Linked DNA regions of Mus musculus: region 1 is linked to region 2. Evidence: chromatin loops called from intact Hi-C (ENCODE). Cell type or tissue: heart. All regions are shown on one strand.

Region 1 (2,500 bases), 120 kb before region 2:
CCTTCCTTCCTTCCTTCCTTCCTTCCTTCCTTCCTTCAGTAGTTTTTAGTTAATTTCAAGGAAGAGACCATTATTGGTATGAAGGCTTCTGAAAGACTCCCAGTCCTAAAAGTCAGCAGGCACCTGTAAATTGAGACAAGAGGGGCCCCTGAGTAGAACAGGAGGGCGTGAATCTGGTGAGGAAGGAAGACCAGGGGTCTGAAAAGAGGATGCTAGATCTTCTCATAGTTAATACTACTTCAGAAAAACCATGAAGCTTAATTTGAATAGAGTTTGCACCCTCCAAAACTCATGCTGAAATTTAATTGCCATTGTCTGATGTTAAGAAGTAGAGCCTTTAAGGTGTGCTTTGGTCATTCACAGGGATTAATGCCTTTCTTGTGGGTCTGAGGCTGCCTCTCAAGGCTTGCTTCTTTTTATTTTCACCTTCTGCCATGTTACGACACCCCGACAAGACATCACTGCTACACTCTTGAACTTGCCAGCCTATATATCCAAAGTCCAAGTAAACTTTTCTTTTATAAATTGTGTTGTCTCAGATATTCTGTTATAGTAACAGGAAATGTACTGACATCATGACATTGCCAAGACCTTCATTATATGGACATAGGATTGTGTTCCCTGCCACAGCTATAGAAAATGTCCCAAATTTTCTGTGTTTATTCCTTCCTTACCTTCATGTCCAATCTATAAAGAAGTATCAAATACATATACATCACAATGAGAGGGAACTCTAGGGTCAGAAAGAGAGCCATGGCTTTACTAATGAAAGCCATATGTCCCTGGCAGGAGAAGCACTTTCAGAGGCTCTATTAGGTGGTCAATGTCTGCCCACAGCAGCCAGCTTCTCTATGACAGCACGCACTCAAGAGTTTTTCTAAATGGTAACTTACCAAAAAACACTACCACAAAATGCATTGCTCCTTTTCTTCATGTGATGGCCCATAGAATGGTCAGGGTAGACTAGTGTAGTGAGGGTATAATCACATTTTATTTTTGGAATCAAAAAGCATGTCTACTTATTGGCAGCTAAAATGCTTGCTGGCATGGACCATAGGGAGAAGCTTAGATTACACATTTCCCCAAGGCCTTTGTTTATCTAAACCAACCCCCACAGCAGAGGCTCTGCCAAGCTCTCACTAGGTTGCCTTTGAGGAAATCTATCCAAAGTTTTACTTCTGTGTTTTGAAAAATGTGGATATCTGTTGTCGTCGTCGTTGTTGTTGTATTTTTTTTAATGAAGCAAAACACAACCAATCAAGGCAGTGCTTTCAGTGGCCTTGTGGTTCCATCTACACTGTCTTTACCACTTGCTCCTGTGGTTCAGGCTTAGCTCTGCTTCCTCCTGGGCATCTCTATATCACAGTCCTTCATCCAGGCCTAAGCCAGAAAATTCCAAAGCATCCTGGGATGTCTTTCTGTCTTCAGCTGTGTTTCTAAGGGGCAGTCAACTGTTGTTGCACAGGTATTAAGAAATCAACCCACTGCCAACCTGTGATAAAGGGATCAACACAGGCAAGCCCTATGTGCAGTGAGAGTCGTAAACATCTGAGTCAGAGGTCCTGCAGTAGAAACTGAGTTGAATTCAGAGAATAAAAACCAATGGGTCTTCTTACTAAGAATCAAAGATCTTGGGTTCTAGTTCTAGCTCTATGTCTATCTAGCTCAATGGACAGAGTCATCTACTAATGCCTGTGTTAGTGAATTCAACACCAAGGCATACGCCAGGATGCAAAGGTACTGTTTATGCCCAGTGACATCATATACTATCAGTTTGATAGCTCTAGAGTCCCTTAGAGACAACCACTGAGCGTGTTTGGGAGGAAGTTTCTTGACTGGTATCACTGAAGTAGGAATATGTACTCTAAGAGAGTGGCACTATTCCATGGACTGGGTCCCAGATTGACTCAAAGAAAAATGAGCTGAGCACTGTAGCCATCAACCTCTGCTTCCTAACACTAGACATTGCGTGCCCAGCACCCCCTCCCCAGGTTTCTGCCATCTGCCCTCCACACCATGTGGACTGGGCTTCCAGACTGTGTGCCAAAACAAACTCTTTCATAAGTTGTTCTTGTCAGGTTATTTTGTCATAGCAACCAGAAAAGTGACAAGCCCTTACCTACTGTGGTGGTTCAATGAGAACTCTCCCTCTAAGGGTTATATTTTTGAAGGCTTGGCACCCCTGGTTTGTGACACTGTTTCTAGAGGAAATATGTCAGAGCAGGCAGACTTTGAGATTAAAAGCTTGTGTCACTTCCAGTTTGCTCTCTATGCTTCCGGTTTGTTCTACTGATGTGAGCTCTCAGATTTCTGCCCCAGGTGCCATACCTTCTCATTGCTGGCATACTTCCTTGCCATGACAGCCTCTTTATCCCTCTGCAACAGAGCTGGAACAAAATTTGTTCCTTAAGGTGCTTTTGGTCAGCCGAAAAATGAATTTTCACCCCCAGCAAGAATTCTAAGTGATTGGGTTCACCTGGAAGGACTCTCATAACACCTT
Region 2 (2,500 bases):
GCCGGGGGCGGGGGCGGGGGCGGGGGGGGCGTGGCACAGGGCAACTAAAGGGATAGAAAGAGGCACAGGAAGAAAAAAGGCCACTTTAGGATCAGCAAGAGAAAGACCTCCAGCCATTGCTGGCCATAGGGATCTGGCTGAAAATAAAACTAGGTGGAAATTGAAACATGTGTACAGCCCAAGTCAGACTTATGAGAGAATGCACTATCTGTGTTTAAGGGCCTTGGAAAATGACTTAGGGGCCTTGGAGAAGTGACTCGGGGCATTTGAGTTTTGTGAAGCTGGAACTCTGCAGATCCTGACTGGACTCCCAGTCAGTGGGAGAAGAATTCAAGGAGAGGGTGCATCCCAGCAGTCTGACAGACAGAGAACTGTAAGGGACACGACACCACACTGTGAGGTCAAACACCAGAGAGCTCTGAGCAGTGCTGCCTGCTGCCTGCTGGCTACTGTCTGAAGGGCTGCATCTCTGGCCTCACTGGGGCTTGTGTATTTGAGGATAAGGCTCCCTTTCCTGCCATCTTTTAAGTTGTGTATTATAGAGACTATAAACTATGCACAAAAATAAACACACTAATCTAATAGACCCCTTTGTACCTATCAACTATTTTCAACAACTATAAATCCACAGTCTTTCTTACAGGCATTACATAATTTCATCTAAAATAGTCCATGCTGCATTTCTAAAGCATAAATACTGTTTGGGCTAGAGAGATGGCTCAGCCCTTAAGAGCACACACTGCTCTTACAGAGAACCCAAGGGCAGTTTCAAGCACACACATCAAGCAACTCACTATAGCCTGTGACTCCAGCTCCCAGGATCCAAAGTCTCCAAGAGCACCTGTACACACATGTATGTTGTGTATACCCAAACATACCCAAACATAGAACTAAAAATAAACTGAATATCAAAACAAGCCTTTAACCAGACTTCTTTTCTATTGCCTGTAGTGCTGGCAAGCATCAAGTAAGTGCTCAACTTTGCAACCCTTTCCATCGGAGGACTGTGGTTTCTGTAGAACTCTACCCTCCCCCCCCCCCATCCCACATAGAGAGAAAACTGAAGCAGGTTCCCCAGGAAAGATGCAGTCCACACCCTCGCCGTCGAGTTTTTCTCTGTAGTGATGCAGCATACATATGGGAAACAGAAAGGGTGGCACCTAGAGGAGGCAAGCACATTGGCAATATACAGAGAAAGTAACCAACAAACCCCGAATTCTGCATGATGCCCAGAGGAGCTGGGCCTGGTGCCAGGAGCTGAGACATGCTTCCATTGTCACTGGCAGATGACAGATTTAGAAACAGACAGGGGATCCTCTTATCAAGAGGAACGCTGTCAGCTGAGGTCATTCGCATTTCAAAAGTACAATCAACCCAACGTGAGCTGGGGGTATTAAACATGATTTTTCTCACCTTGAATGACCCCTTCTCCCTACATTAAGCTGCCTATTTAGATCATTTAAACCGTGCGGCAGCAAATTGAAAACATGGGCTTTCTGGGCTGTGTATTTTCTTTCTCGTGTTGGAACATTTCCCTTGAGAACCCCAGGTCTCATGATCATGGCAAAGAAAGTCCCACATGACTTTCTGATTAAGCGCTTCGTGATGTGCACGTACAAGCTGATGAATCGATTTTTTCTTTCTTTCTTTCTTTCTTTCTTGGCTAAAGTGCAGCATCTGCTTCGAAGAAACACATTGCGCTGCCACTTCTCTGTCAGCTGCTTGATCTGTTTGTCAACAAAACCGAGTGCAAAGGGATTGTACTTCTACAAAAGTAATCTCATCTCAAAGCAGCTTGTCCAAAGATTCTACAAGGCATCACAATGACCCCAGATGACATTATCTATCTGCCTGATTGCTAGATGTGGCTCTCTGCAGTCACAAGTCACTAAAGGACTCAAATATGCATTTTCCCTACTGCTCTGAACTAATGCTTCCTGCTGTGAGGGTTGGGATAGCGTCACATGCCAGCTTTTAGATATTTGTATTCACTGACTGATTTAAAATACAGACCGAATACCAAAACCAGTCACTATTTACTTTAATATCAGTAATCCTGACTTGATCAAAAAATATTCACAAGAATTTCTCCCCCCCCCCCCGCCAGTTTGTGTATGTTTTTGCCATTCCTTTGAATTAATGCATTACATCAAAGTGTCTAGCTTTTTTTTAAAGAAGCTTTGTTATAATTTCCTTTGACCTCTTTTATGTGCATCCAAGAAAAGGCCCAGAGCAGCAGCTTTCTCTGTTCTGGCCCCAGGGAAAGCCTTGGGGCTCCTTGGAGGCTCTGCCGTTCCCACCACAGATTCCCAAGAGAGAGAGAAAGGCTACAGCTTCCCCTACAGATTCCCAGCCATCCACCTTCCCCACTGGTAAGCCAAGTATCTCAGACAAAATTAGATAATGGAGCCGACCTTACTGTTCCACTGCCAAACCTCCTTGACTTTCTGATGAAAATATGGAACAGATAACCCTGTGGGTGGATGATTCTCAGTTCAGA

The links. Hi-C counts contacts between places; a loop is a spot of excess contacts. Peaks named below come from ENCODE experiments on the same cell type or tissue, not always from the same donor. Only the 100,000 strongest peaks of a DNase experiment are listed, where the experiment ranks them.
Region 1: it touches region 2 in a loop (2.4-fold over the local background); 4 of 42 quality-filtered maps call a loop at or near these places.

Annotation. Positions count from the first base shown.
Region 1 is chr14:62,056,247-62,058,746 of GRCm38, forward strand. No RefSeq gene overlaps it. Among named protein-coding and RNA genes, the nearest start is that of Gm35307, 23 kb to the left of the region's middle. In heart, no CTCF peak of the experiment used is centred here; no DNase peak of the experiment used is centred here.
Region 2 is chr14:62,172,799-62,175,298 of GRCm38, forward strand. No RefSeq gene overlaps it. Among named protein-coding and RNA genes, the nearest start is that of Gm35419, 3.0 kb to the left of the region's middle. In heart, a CTCF peak has its summit at 1,178; a DNase peak (open chromatin) is centred at 1,263; H3K27ac peaks cover 1,131 bases.